Regions from separate parts of the Homo sapiens genome. Here region 2 is linked to region 1. The links are chromatin contacts, found by Hi-C or POLR2A ChIA-PET in ENCODE. All regions are on one chromosome and are shown on one strand. The core of a region is the stretch at or near the end of the contact, and the rest is flanking DNA. Distances in the headings are between cores, read along the strand shown. Region 1 holds the start of NPHP4 (nephrocystin 4). Region 2 overlaps PRDM2 (PR/SET domain 2).

What was found. Hi-C counts contacts between places; a loop is a spot of excess contacts on that map. ChIA-PET counts read pairs that join two places held with the same protein, here RNA polymerase II (POLR2A). Pooled maps may share reads with other maps.
Region 2: a loop to region 1 is called in a map of naive thymus-derived CD4-positive, alpha-beta T cell, with 9 times the contacts of the local background. The contact joins the enhancer-like site here to the promoter of NPHP4 in region 1. A Hi-C loop is called at or near these places in 1 of 168 maps with a recorded cell type or tissue (naive thymus-derived CD4-positive, alpha-beta T cell) and 9 of 50 pooled maps. POLR2A ChIA-PET finds 5 or more read pairs at or near these places in 1 of 52 experiments (PC-9).

Annotation. Positions count from the first base shown.
Region 1 is chr1:5,991,081-5,998,301 of GRCh38, forward strand. It overlaps NPHP4 (nephrocystin 4), which reads right to left and starts at 1,345. Exons shown (of 30, transcript NM_015102.5): 1 at 1,164-1,345. It also overlaps a transcript of KCNAB2 not described here. RefSeq lists enhancers at 1-768, 2,645-2,694 and silencers at 845-1,024, 1,175-1,344, 1,385-1,564, 1,645-1,894.
Region 2 is chr1:13,726,779-13,734,329 of GRCh38, forward strand. It overlaps PRDM2 (PR/SET domain 2), which reads left to right. Exons shown (of 10, transcript NM_001393986.1): 3 at 4,222-4,339; 4 at 6,001-6,104. Among named protein-coding and RNA genes, the nearest start is that of PRDM2, 30 kb to the left of the region's middle. RefSeq lists enhancers at 3,993-4,302, 4,363-4,422, 4,643-4,732. Within about 2 kb of position 4,278, at least 17 of the 41 ENCODE cell types and tissues checked have a DNase peak (open chromatin) inside an H3K27ac peak, as active enhancers do.

The DNA.
Region 1 (7,221 bases), core at 95-2,594:
CGCTGTCAGGGTCCGGGAAGCCTCCTTCCCGGAATGGAAAATGTGTAATGCCTGAGACCCAGATGCCTTGGGGAGCTTTTGGGGAAGCAGAGGTCTGATTAAGCACTGCCTGGAATTCCCTCATTCATGAGCATTCTTTCAGCACCTACCCTGCGCCCGGGAGAAACGGTCTTGAACACAGCAGACAAGCTCGCTACCCCCATAGAATGTAAAGAAACGGGGCACAAATTAGCATACAAAAAGACACAAGTGTGACCTACGGAAACTGCACAGAGGAGGTGCAACGAACGGAGCCCTGGGTTAGGACCGGGAGGCGCTGCCCACCATCAACAGAAATACTCCTCCTTTTGCCAACTACACACGCGAGAGGCTGGATTTCCTTCACAGACGTCCACCAAAGCCACACATCGCGACACACGGAGGCAGAAAGCAGCGGTCTCCTAAGAAGTTAGACACGAGGAATCTCGGGCAGCGAGGTGCCTGCAAGCCCGGGGGCGGGCGGGAGCAGCCTGCACGCGTGGGGAAGGGCACGCGGGAGCGGGTGGCGCCTTCCGGGCCGGGTCGGCCGGGAGGTTCCAAGGCAGGAAAGGGGCGCAGAAGGCCGGGACGGCGCCGGGTACAAAGCCTCGCAGGGACGCCCGAAGGCCGCAGAGCCACCGCGGGGAACTGACAGCCGGAGCCGGAGCTGGAGCCGGGGGGCGGGGAGGAGGGGCGGAGGGGCGCGGCCAGGCGGGGTCCGCGGACTCCGGCCTGGGAAGGATGCGCGCGGACTAGGGCGCGGGGAGCCAAGGCCCAGAACATCGGTACCGCGCTCCCTTCAGCCGAGGGGCTGCAGAGAGGCCAGGGGGCAGGGGGCAGGGGGCAGGGGGCAGGGGGCAAAGGGCAAGGGCAGAAAGGAACCCACGTAGCCAAACGGCACCCAGCGGCCCCGACCCCAAGTGTCCCGACGAGGGGGGACGCCTGCGACTAACGCGGGGACAGCCCCCGCCGCGCGCCACCGCCGCACCCCAGGCACCGGGCCCCCACGCAGGGACGGCGTGGACCACCCTACCCCCGAACCCCGAGGCTCTGGCCAACACTGAGGCCCCCTGTGCCTCGAGGCCGCGTCCAACCTCCCCCGCGGCGCCGGCCCACATGGTTCCGCCCGCCGCGGGCCGCGTTACCTAGGAGACCGACCCGCCGCGGCCGCGCCGGAGGCCACGGAGCCCACGCTTTTCAGAGAGTCTCCACTCGACGGACCCAGAGGCCCGGCGGCCGGTGCTCAACGGAGCCACAAGCCTGAGGACCGAGGACTGGCCGAGGGGCGCGCCCCGTCCGCTGCCACCCGCGGGAGGAGCCTCGGAAGGCGGCGCACCGCGCCGCACACTCAGTCCAAGAACCCGCCTCGCGTCACTGTCGCCGTCAGGGCCGCGGAGCCAATCAGAGCCCAAGTCGAGGGCTGCGCTTTGCGAGCGCCAGCCAATCGGTGCGGCGGCGGGCCCATCCTGATTTGCATGTCCGACGACCCCTCAACCAATGGTAATGTGACTGGCGTGAACAATAGCCAATCAGAAGCTGGAAGAGGCGTGGCCCCGGGCGTCCCACGAGGTGAAGATGCTGCTGGCGGAACCTGCAGGAGCTAGCGGGATTCGGGGGCGCTAAAGTCGCAGGGGCAGGGCGGGAAGGAAGATCCGGCGCGGGGCACAGGATCCGGAGCTGGAGCCCCCAGGTGAGTACCGGGGAGACCCCGGCGGGGCGCGCTTTCCACCAAGCTGCTCCGGGACGGCGGCGGCGGGTATCCGCGAGGCCCGCGCTGCGGCAGGCGCCGCGGTCCCGTCTCCATCTCTTCTTCCCCGGCCCTGCGTCCCTGCCTCCGCCGCTGTCTCACCTCCTCTCCAGCCTCCTCACCTCCTTCTCCATCGTCTCCCTTCCCCCATCCCTTTCTGTCTTTCCTTCCCTGTCCTCCCGCCCGCCCGACCCTTCAGCTCGCATCCCTGACCCCTGCCCCTGCCGCCGTCCCTCTTCCCGGTGCACCTCTTCCCCATCTCTGCCCGCTCCGGTCCTAGCAGCCTCGCCCTCCCCTTTCCTCCATCCTCCTCTCATCCCCTCTCCCGGCCTCTGCGCAGCCCCACCGGGGCGCTGCTGTTCCCGGTCCTCCCCATCTCTCCTCCTGATCGCTTCTCAAGGCTCATCCGTCGTTCTCGCTGCCTGTCCCTGTGTCGCTCCGGTCCCTTTCCCCACCCTCCCATTCTGCCCCCAGCCCCTCCGACCTCTCCCCGCGGGCACGCTCTCACCACCTTACCCTGCTCCCCAAGACTGTGACCCTGCTTCCTGCACCAGTTCCTCGGGCTGTTTACAGCACACACACCGCCACTTCTGACCCTGAGCCCCTACTCCTATCTTAAGCTTCTCCCTCCTGCCAGGCCTTGGCACAAAGCACTTCCGCACCTCCCTACCTGCTGCTGCTCCCAGGATGCAAAGACCCCACTGCTGCACCGCGTCCTGCGGCATTAGCAGCAGCCGGGGTACCTGCCCACCTTCCCACCCCGCCAACCAGCCGCATCCTGGTGTCCCTCCTCCTGGCATTTGTCCTGGGGGCTCTTACAGGGACTGTGCTTTGCCCGCAGCATCCCGGGGTGCTCCAGGTGGAAAGCCCCTTAGCACCTTTCCTCCCTGGCCACCGTCTCCTTCCCTCCCCACCCCCACTTTCCTGCTCAGCCTCACTTTGTGATTCAGCATTTTTGGGGTTGGTAACTTTCTTGCTTCCTGTCGTGATAGGGACCTGGCTACGGAGCTGAAGGCAGGGGTCTTGACCCTGCGGTTAGCAGGGCCACCTTAGGAACCAGACCTGAGCTGCCTGGTTGGGAGGGGGCTGAGGAGCTGGGGACCGCCACTGGGGGTTGTCTTTTCCTCCCTTTCATTTGTCTGCCCTGTGTTGAACTGTGTCCAAGGGGAGATGACATAAGTAATAGCTCTTGGGGAAGTGGGCTATTAGCATTTATGGAAATTAATACATCCACATCCGAGGAGCAAGAACACCAAGTTCAGGCCACAGCTGTCCCACTGTCTGTCGTTTCAGGATTTTTTCTTTCTCTGCAACTTCTCCTCCCCGACAAAAACCCCAGCCTCACCCCTCCCCTTTCCCCCAGTGCCAAGAGTAAGCTCCTGCTCTGCTAAGGAAGCCGCATTCAGGCCCCGCGTTGCAGGTTGCAGGGTTTGGGGACCTACGTGTGGAGAGTCACATCTGCCCACCTGATTCTCGCCTGGCGGCCGTGTCTGCTGCAGAGCCCTGTGCAGCTCCTGGCCCTGTGCTCTCGCAGTGTGGGGCCCTAAGAGTGCACTTGGTCCTCCAGGTCCTGTCATTGTCTCCACGGCCACACTCGGCCTCAGTGGCACTGACAGTGTTCGGGCCGCAGCACATCCCTCGAGAGCAGCATGGTAGGGGCTTCCCTGTTGACACCCAGGGCCATTTTTTTTTTCCCTGCGCCAGTCAGCAAATGCTTTGTAGGTGCTAGTCAACACCTGGGGGCTGAGCCAGGCACTGGAGTTGGGGGGTGTCGTGAAAAAGTGTGAAACCCTTTTCGTGTGTTTCTTGGTTGAGAACCGTCTTGGGTCTGGATTTGGAGCCTGGATGGGAAGCAGTGTGCACAGAAGCCATTGCACCCGGGAGGTGGGACGTGGGCCATGGCGCTAGAGAGCTGGAAAGGCCGAGGGTGCCATGGGCTGGCCAGCTAGAGAAGGCTTCCTCGCTTTCATTTTTCAGTCATCTTCTAAGACCCAAATGGTTCAGGAGGAAGCGAGTGCCACACAGTTTTGATTTGGCAGTTTCCGGCCTGGGCTTGGAGGGAGGGGCCTCCCCTAGACCTTCCTGTGTGTTGGTGCTCTGCCGTGGTAACTGGGAACACATCATCTGTGTGGAAGGAGAGCCTGCTCCCTCGCGAGAACCAGGGGACCGTGCTTCTGTTTCCAGGGACTCTGGCCAGGTGCGGTATGTGTCTGGTCCTCGGCTAAGTTCTCAGTGATATTCACGCCGCCAGAGGTCCCAGAGTGAATGTTTTCCTGGCGTCCCTGAATAAGGAGGCAGGACAGTGGGCAGCTCGGGGCGGCAATTCGAGAAGGATTGATGCCAGAGGTGTCTAGGGCCATAGACCCCATGTTCCCGCCAGTCCCCCTCCCACCACCAGGAGGACTTGGGTCTTGGCACCCAGCAGCCGGTCATCCTTGCTCTCAGAGGACTAAACGGAAGGACAGGCTTCTCCAGGGTCAACAGAGGCAGTGACGGAGCTGGGTTGGACCCCCTACTTCCTACTTATTTGAGCCCAGTTCATGCCTTGGCTGTCCGAGCTGGGGGAAGCCAGCACCCCGAGGACATGACCGGCTGTCCCTTCAGAAGGCCACTTGGAGGCATTGCTGACATTCATGGGCGCAGCCAGTGCCCTTGGGTGTGTCCAGGTCACTGGAGGGGCTTTTGGGACTGGGAGGTGCCACTACCATGGAGATTTCTCAGCGACTCAGTCCTGCCTGGCATGCAGGCCCTGGTGCAAGGGTACTGTTGTTCGTGGCCTTCAAAGAGATGGCCCCATAGTTAGAGAAGAGTGAGGGCACCAGGTCCGTGGTGGGATGAAGGAAAGGAGGGACCCTCCCCACACTGGAACTACACTCATGACCTCAGTTCGCCTCCGGCACTTGTAAACAACCCTGTGAGGGAGGCTGGATAGGGAAACTGAGGCACAGAGCAGCAGTGAAACTGATCCTGGCCTCCCAGCTAGTGAGGAAACCTTGATTCTGTTCCTGCCCTGCCAGAACTCTGTGAGAGGTGCCCCCTCCGCCATCACCTGAGCTCCATCGAATGCCTGAAATCCTCACCTCTGCAGGAGTGAGTCTCCCAAGAGGCCCTGGAGGCCCAGGCCCAGACCCTGGGGGATATGGAAGCACTCCTTTGTCGTGGCGTGGGAAGCCCCACACTGCTCTTTCCTTGGTGACGGGTGACCCGCCATGTTCAGGCCCCTCCTGGTCTATCTTCGGGTGAGTCTATTAAGGGATACACCATCTCCGCTCAGCCAGTCCCGAGGAGGCAAAGGGAACAGGACCCTCTTCCCCAGGAGAGAGCACACTGGGGGAGATGGGGTGGCACACCTGGGCTTCGTCCTGTCACTGCCCACTGGCTCGAGGCTTTCCTGCCTGCCTGGGCTTGGCAGATGCGTGAGACTCCCTGTCTCATGGGCCTGAGCAGATGCTGGGCCCTCTTGTCCTCTGCCACATCCTGGGGAACTCAGATGAAGGCCAGCCTCCCTCTTCCTGCACACCCACCATGGGATGAGCCCTGGGCTCAGGCCCCTCCCTGCCTGAGGGTGCCCTGCCACTGCCACACCCAGGTTTCCACTCAGACCCCTGCTGGCCAGCGTCTCAGGAGGCTACTCCCTGCTCTGCGCAGTGACCACATGGTTAGCCCCAGAGACCCAGGTTCTGCGTGTCTTCAGTGACAGAGCAACCCCATGCCCACCCTGCCGGCTTCCCCGGCACCTGTCTCCTTGCAGGCAGCCTCCTCCACTTCTCCAGCACACAGGTACCCACAGAGCTAACTGCTTTGACGCCATGCTGGTTGTAGACAAAACAGGATTGGGAAAAGGGGAAAAGTGGAGAAATGGTGGGGACCACCTTCCTGGCCGTCCGCCTTTACCTGGACCCAGTGAGAAGGCTTTCCTGGCTGTGATCTTGAGCCCTGACTGCCGAGCAGCCGAGATCTATCATCCAACTCCATGGCTGGGAGCTGGGCACAGGTTTCTTCTCAGACCCCGCACCAGATTCAACCCATTCCACGTGGGCCAGTTTTCTGGAGCAACTTCCTGGGTCCTGTAGACCCCTGAGGTCTGGTCCGCAGGGGTCCTGAGTCACCAGCCTGGGCTGTTTCCCTGCCAGAGACTTAGCTCTCTGAGTCTCTGGCTCTCTGGCCTGCTAAGCCACACGGATCATTCGTGTCTCCCTCTATCTGAATGGGTGAACTGGTGCCTCAATGGTAGGAGCCTGGGGCTTCCCTGGCACACAGTGGGTGCTGGATAACTGTCAGTTCCCCCTCTTCCAGTCGGACGAGGCGCCCCAGCCACCATCCTGCCTGGAGCTCAGGTGGTTCCTGGGCAGCCCAACGGAGCCCCCAGGAAAACCGGAGCAGAGGAACCTGGCTTTCCTTCTGCGTGGTTTCCTGGGACCTCTTGGCAGTCTCTCAGCTGGAGAGCCCTGCTGAGTGATTTCACAGTGGAGAAGGATGGAGGGAAGGAAGGGGAAGAGAGGGCAGGAGGGGAGAGCCCGTTGCCCTGGTCTGCAGGGAATAGCCTCCCTCTGAGGGAGGGACACTCCTTGCCCTATTCTCCCTGACCTTGGGCCTCGTGGAGGGCCTGCAAGCCTGCCAGACCCCCACTGCACACCTGCCCACCTGTCTGTCTGATTCCAGCAGCCCCTGGGCACCGAGTGGGTTGCAGAGCCATGCTCTGAGCATGCTCCCCCTCCTTCACCATGAATGTGTTTTCATTTTCCACCCCCGGGCAGCTTCATGATCTTTCATTGCAATCTCAGGCCCTGGTATCCACAGGCTCTCAATGCAGCCTAGGACAGAAGACTCTAGAATTCTGCCTCGGAGCCCTGTGATCCCAAACACTCAGCCGTGGCAGGGGCTCTCTGAAAGTGATATTCTTGCCACCCCTCCCAGATGCAGGAGGGTAAGGAATAACTAGAATGCATGGGCAAGGAGATTCAGCTCGATCTATTCATTATAAAACAAATTTAAATTTAAAACATTGCTTAAAACCTATACATGCCAGTGAAGGGCGAAGGTCTTAGCAGCAGACATTTGAAGGACCAAGAATGAGCAAGACCCACCTCCCTCCTCTAGGGCTGAGACCCAGGAAAGGGATGCAGTGACCACATGCCTGGAATGGTCAGAGAAAACCCTGCTGATAGGGAAGGAGAGACGGGGGCAGTGGGGACATTTGACCTGGACCTTGAAAGACAGGCAGGTTGTGATAGGCAGAGCTAGGAAAGGATGGTCTGGAAAAGGGCTCTGCATGGGCAAGGTCACAGAGGGAGGACCAGGCAGGCTGGATGATGGCCAGAGGCCCAGTGCGGTCACAGGCTAGGGCATGAATATGGGTGAATAGGATAACTAGGGGAGGGCATCAGGGCCAAGGCCACCATGGGCTGGACAGTGATGGGGAGGGAGGGAAGAGGAGAGCCCTGGAGCCCCCCAAG
Region 2 (7,551 bases), core at 3,028-5,527, 7.7 Mb after region 1:
CTCATTGAGGTCAGCTAATAGGGAAGCAGAGAAGTTCTTTAGCTTCTTTCATATCACAGTGATCAGTGTTAAAAACCCATGAGACAGGAACATACTTCTATTCAGGGGCAGCAAGGACAGGGCGTACTGGGAGACGCCAGCAGCTGGGGTGCCTTGCGGAGCTTGCGATCTGCTCTCTGCTCTCTGCTTGATGACTTCTATTCTGCTTATTCTGGGTAGACAAGCGAATGGCGATGAGTGTTTCTCAGAGACCTTACCCCTGCCTGCCCCTCCTGCCTCAGTTCTAGCTGCTTCTCCTACCTTCTCTGCTCTGGACACATGGGTCTTTTTGCCTGGATACTGCGTTTCCTCTTAATTTGAGATTTGGTCCTGGCTGTTTTCTTTTCCTGACATGTTTCCCCAATATTGTCACAGATTCCCTTTCTACTTCTAGAGAGGCCTCAGCATTCTGTCTGAACAGGCATCTCCATCCCTACTCCATGACTGTGTTCCTTTTTTTTTTGAGACGGTCTGTCAGCCAGGCTGGAGTGCAGTGGCACGATCTCGGCTCATTGCAACCTCCACCTTCCGGGCTCAAGCAATTCTCTTGCTTCAGCCTCCTGAGTAGCTGGGATTACAGGCATGAGCCACCACGCCCAGCTAATTTTTGTATTTTAAGTAGAGACGGGGTTTCACCATCTTGGCCAGGCTGGTCTCGAACTCCTGACCTCAGGTAATCTGCCCGCCTTGACCTTCCAAAGTGCTGGGATTACAGGCGTGAGCCACCACGCCTCGCGTTCCCCTCTTTTTTTTCATTCGCCACTGATCGGAAGGCATGTGTCCCCTTTTTTGTGCTTGAGTTTTCTACAGGGCATCAGCCATTGTATGTATGTGTTTAATTTTGTCTCTATTTCTTACCAGAGTGATGCCGTGTTGAGGCAAGCGTGCTGCCTAGAACATTGCCTGGCCTGTAGCAGGGATTTGGAAATATAGAAATAAATAAATAGAGTAGATGGTGCAACTTATTTTAGACAAGATCAATCTGGGAAATAGTGCCAGGATCAAATTGTGATTCTTTAGTATAAGAATCAAGATGAACCTGTTTAGATATGATATTACATCTTATCCTGTCAGGATATGTACCAAGAAGAGATCCCAGTTTATGAGTATGTGGGGGAGAGAATTTTTTGAAAACATTCCTTTGTTCCTAAGGTTCACTTGTACATTGGTTGCTTGGAATTAATGGCATACCACATTTTCTAAAAAAGGATTCTTATATTGATCCAGAAGAATACCTACCTCAATTTCAAGAAATTCAGGCACATGTGGAGGAGATACTTCCTGATAGATGACCCAGCTCTTTCATTTATTTCTATCCCTCCTTTTTAAAAAAAGCTTTAAGTTAGCTTACAAAGAGCCATGTACTCATTCAAGTATTTAAGTGACAACAAACATTTGAAATCTACTGCTAAGCTGGGGGAACACAACACTGAATAAGATAGACACCATCTGTCTTCACTGCAGTCTCACAGAGGAGGCACACAGTAAACACACAGCTATACAAATAAGCATTTAAAATTGTGGTAAGAGCTGTGAAGGAGAACCAAGGAAGAAAAGAGGGTGGTTCTATTTCAGAAGTCCAGCCCATGAATCTACCTTCTACTTCTCAAATCATTGATTTTCTAGAAATGTTCTAGGCAGTTTGCAGCCATAGCCACGGCCATGGAGAGTCCAGCGGGGCTGTGGGGAAGAAGGGAGGGAGGGCCCTGGGGCTGCCCAGCGTCTGGGTTGTGCTGCTGTGAACTGAGGTGCTCTGTTGTAGTTTGGTCTTTTTGTAATGTGAAGGATACGACAATAACAGAAAAAGCTTTCCTCTGCTGGGTGTATGAGTCCAAAAGGAAAAACCAATGGGTCTAGTGGGACAAGATGTGGAATAAAGGAGTAATTTAAAAGAAAAAAAAGACAAAAAATAATGGGTTGACTTAAAACAGATAAACAAATACATAGGATTTTTTGGTATTTCTTTTTCCCATGGCTTCTCTGCTGAGGTCCTTCATGTTCTCGGGCGCTTCAGAAATTTTAATACATGTGATCTCTAACTTGTACTCAAGTTACACATTTCTTGTGGGAGTGACCATTCCTGCCTTAAGCACCATCTCCTGCTGACATTTCCATGGAAATCTGGAAGTTTTAGGTCAGAGGTTCTTAGATGATATTCCAGCAGAATCTTAAGTGAAAACTCCTTGATGATTAGGACTGACTATAGGCACTCGAATCAGACAGATATTCAGATCCAGGCTTTGAGCCCTTTAAGCAATGTCTCTAAGCTCTAATTCCCTGCTCTGTGTGGAGAGGGGGAGACACTGATAATACCTGTCTCTTGGACTATTTGGAGTACATTCTACCCAGCATGTAAGACAGCACAGTGCCTTGAGCGAGGAAGTTCTCAGTAAATACGAAGTTGTCATTAGAATTACTGTGAAAGTGCCTGGAAGTATCCGTTTAGGTTAGCAGACATGGTGACTTTTCAAAGCGGCTGTGCTCCTGGGGAGGATAAATGGTGCTGAGTGTTTGCCTAGGGTCCCAGCTGAGACGGAAGAAGAAAATCCCCTTTTACTTTACTAAATGGCCAGTGCTGATAGGACATCACTCTGGCTAATATTTGTTAATGTCACTTACTTTATCAGTGTTATGAAATAATCATTATGTAGCTTAGGATGCCAATGCCAACTACCAGTGTAATACCTTTTCCCTCTTTGGAAATAAATTGTTCACATTTCCAAAAATCCAGCTTATAGATTAAGAATTTAAAAATGGGGACACTATATTTAGAAGTGAAAAATGTCTATGGTTAATTTATTCACACTTTAGCTAATTAAAAATACCATAAGACCATTTTCTGGGGCTAATTGGCTATCTTATGTTTTGGAAAATGTTTCAGGGATATTGTTGGGACAAAGGTGTAAATCAAGCAGGAACAAAGCATTTGTGTGTCTGAAATGGAGGCTCAGTTGGCTCGGCTCTGCACGAGAGACAAACCTGTCTCTAGATGCCCTCTCTTGGGCTCTCGAGCTTGAAGCAGGCCAGAGAGTAGATGACCATGTTTATAATGACTGTGAGATTTATTTCTCTTGAAGTAGACTGTTGATAATTAATAAGCCAAAAATTGAAATGCTGAGAGTATGCCAGTTTGGATGATATTCTTTTCTTGGTACATATATTCTTGAAGACGACAAGAGCTTCCTGGTTGTGGGAAAAATTAATCTTTTTTGTTTGGGGTTTACTTTTGCCTGTGTTGGTTCATTTAAAAGTCCTGGAGAAGTGTTTCCCTGTGCAGTGAAATGAAACACACTCAGACTACAAAGCCTATCATTCTTAGCAGTGCCGTGATGTGCACATCAGCTCCGTAGGATATATGGTGTACTGGTTACTAGACCCTTGGTGTTCCTTTGATTTGAAAGTTAATGAGAAAATAACAGTCATATTCTCCCAGTTGGCTCAAATCTCTCCCTTCCTTACATACATATCTAATAGTAATCTTTTCTTAAGATTATGATGAATTCCAGCCTAAACTTTGATAAATAATTTAAAAAAATTCTCTGTTTCTTAGCAACTCTGTGATATCCTGGTGACTTTGCTGTTTAGTGACTTGGTAAACAGTGGTAAATTACTGTTTCCTGGAAAGGTGGCACTTGCAGTAAGGGACCACAATAAGTTGTCGTGTTTTGGGGTGGAATATTCAAGCCCCATCCAGTTAGGGGTTGTTGCTGGAGGGCAACATGGATGGGGCAGGGTTGGAGGGCCCCAGTAGCCTTTGTGGTGTGTGCTGAAAGCATTCATTGAAGTGGGCAGTGTTGGTTTTTATTTTTTAAATGTGCTAAGGTACTGATGGTAGCCTTTGATTTAGAAGTAAGCTTATGCTATATTTTGCTGCCAGATTCTATTTGTGTTTAAAGCAGTATGGTGGCAGAGATTATCATATTTTGGAAATGGCCACAGGTGGCTGGAACAAAATAGAGTAACACAGACATGCTTGAAGGTTGCAGTGGTTTCCTTTGGACAGTTACAAACAAGCATCAAAGCAGCTCCTCAAATGCTTGACATCATCGTTTTGGTCTGTCTTGCCAGCTTCAGGTTTCGGTTACATTTTTGCATACTTGCTTATTGAACCAGAAAAAAAAAAAAACCCATGATTTGAGTTTTCTTTCTTTTGCTGTGATCCTTCCATTTCTTGACTTGCAGAACACTACTGAGCCTGTGGCGGCCACCGAGACCCTGGCTGAGGTACCCGAACATGTGCTGCGAGGACTTCCGGAGGAAGTGAGGCTTTTCCCTTCTGCTGTTGACAAGACCCGGATTGGTGAGTGCTCCTCCTGTCACGGAGCAAGTCAGGCAGTAAAGAGCAGGTGGCAGTGAGGCTTCCTGCAGGGGCATGTCAGGTAGGGAGCGCACCATAAAAGCAGCAATTTACCCTTGACTTAGAAGATTATATGGTGTTGATGCATTTTCTAGTCAAGAATCCAGGTTGGACATGGGTTGTAAAAATAAAACCAGGAACACACAAACAGACACACACACAAACACACACACACACACGTAGGTCCCATCCCTCTTGCCTGAGTGTCCTCCTCCTCTGAGTCTCCCTGCTGAGCCTCACCCCACAGAACGTGTTGTTCCCTTCTCTCTGATTTCACCATGAGGAGCATGATTGTACCATTATATTCACTTCATTGTTTTGTAATATTTTTACACTTGGCTCTGTTATTGCTTGTGAGTGCCTTTATTTCTTATGTATCTTTGTGCCTCCAGTACCAGATACTTTGTGGACCCTCAGTAGATACTTGAATGAATGACATGCTGTGAGTGTATCTAAATTCTTCTGGCTGGGATTTCTCCTTGAACACAAACCAGGCGCGTGTGTGTTTGGTTTTTATGTGGCCTAATCTTTAGACAGAAGCTAAGGAAGTAAATTGTAAAACTTTAGTCAAAATACAGTCTTGGAATATATCATATTTATATCCCTGTTTCTTTTTTTTAGATGTACTTCCGATATCCCAATTTATATGTACATATGTATGAAAAAATTTTAATACATGCTTTTAAAAATTCTCATTGGAAACTTATTCATTGAGCAGTTTGAACATATTGTTCAAATGAAAGTGGTTGATTTTATAGCTCAACTGATTGTTGACTTACATAGCGGACTTACAGAGAAGTGGAATTTGTACATCCTAGCAGGATAGGACTGGCCCAGCCTTTACCCCCCATTCTGTATATGAGGAAACTGAAGCCAAAAGGTGAGGGAACCGATCTAAAGTGATGCTGTTGACTGCTGGGCCAGACTCCTGCCATTTTACTGTCTGCTTGCTCATTATATCGCTTTCCGTTATGGTCAGTGCATAGTAAATAGAAACAACCCTAAGAATACTGTGGATGAACAGCTATTTTGGCTGTTAGAAACTCTGAAAAGTGAGCCGTTCCAGTAGCTAAGTTTTCAGGAAGCTTAGTTAGGCAGGAAAGGGTTTTCTACTTTAAAGCAAATGAACTTCAAAACTATTTATTCATAAAACTATATTTCTAACCCTTTATAAGAACAAGTCATGTTCATTAGAGACAATTTGAACTTTATAAACAAGCAGACAGAGGAGTTCAAAAATCAGTTGTAGTTTCACTCCATTCCAATATTTTTTCTCTTCAGTTGTTGTGACTGTGTTATTCAAGTATTTGTGATCCTACTGTACGGGTAGTGTTACATGTAAAACATTTTAAAAGTATATAAAACATTTTTTTCTAATCGTAAAACAATATAGGTTCTTTATAGAACAGAAGAGTATAAAGAAGAAAAATAAAAATCCCCATTGAGGACTTGACTTAATTTAACTTGATCTCAGGCTATTTTAACATTAGCTTGATTTAGGCAGTCTAGCCTTTTAACTGTTTTGTGAAACTTAAGCGATTTTAATGGTTTCAATCTTTAAAATAACCATGATACATTATAAAAATACTGATTTTATTTTCTAGGTGTCTGGGCCACTAAACCAATTTTAAAAGGCAAAAAATTTGGGCCATTTGTTGGTGATAAGAAAAAAAGATCTCAGGTTAAGAATAATGTATACATGTGGGAGGTAAGAAGTAATTCTGATTCTTTGTTTTTCAGAGTTTTATGAAATAATTATTCTGTTCTCTCAGAATTTGACATTTTGAATTTAAAACAATCATTTTAATGTGTTCTTTAAAGTCAAGAATATTTTTATTAAAGAGAAAATGTGTTTCCCTGGATACAGACTGCTATTTATATATGCTTTTGTATTTTGAAACTGCTTGGCTGTCCTCAACAATAAATGTCAAATCCATGTTTTACATTGCCGTGTCCAGGGTGTTTTGCTTTGCAACTAAGACCGTGACTTCCTGTTTGATGGTTTGTCACTTCACAGGCCGCCACATAAACCCCATAAAAGACACTCTATGGTGGCTGCAAAGAAAGCACTGTTAGGTTCTTCTCTATATTTTAGAAAGTAATTTCTATGTTGCTAGGATATTCAGTTGGATATATTTAGCATATGGCACATATATAGAGCTTGTAATTTTTCAGGAGTTTTTCATCTATTAATTTCATGTTTTCCCAGCAATTCTGGAAGACAGCAGGGCATCTGCACACTCCTTTGAGAGGAGAAGCAGTCAGGAGACAGAGCTGAGCTCTCCTTCCCTGGGGGGCTCCACCCGGGAGGCCTGTAGATGCAGAACTAGAATGCATCTCTCCTGCCTCACTGGGAGGCAGTTAAGGTTTTCATTGCATTGCCTGAGTTCAAATCCTACCTCTAGCTTCGTGACTTGCAGCAGGGGACATAGCCTCTGGGCTAGAAAACCCTCAATTAAAAAAATAGAGATAGAAGATATCTCCTAGGATAGTTGTGAAGATAAAATTTGTCGTTGTTGCTTTTGTTGTTCCCTGGGGTATTGCGTAGGAATTCAGCATTTGTGATGAATTTAGTTCAAGTCAGTGCCCCCTGGAAGCCCCCCTGAGTTCTTAAAGGAGCTCCATGGTGTGACTCCTTTTCAAAACAAGTTAAGTTTTTGGATGATGAGAAAAAGCATTCCTGTCAGATTGTCTGAAACTGAATCACATCTGTTTTTTCACACATTAACATAGAAAAGCCTAAAAATAAAGTATGGCTAGGAAGTGTGTGGACACTTTTCATCAAGAAGTTCTGTGGCATTTGTATGGTTGAAGTATGCTGCTATTTTTCTTTATGCTCTAAGCTGTTTCCCAACTTGAAAAATCTGACAGTTTCTCCCAATAATTTTGAGTTATTTGTTTCTTATGAATTTGTTATAATGTATCTTCTGACTATTAACGGGGGGTGTCTTAGGAAATGAGGATTTACCACAAGAGTCATTGCATTCTGTTATTTCACCACTTTTGAGGTGTAAGAGTTCTGTATTTGTAGAAAAACTGCCCGGCCAAAAAATGTGAATTACTAAAGATAATGCCTGCATGATTAAAAATGTCTTGACCACAAAATTATGCTCCCAAATAAACTGCATTTTTAATTTTAGATGTTTCCCAAGGGA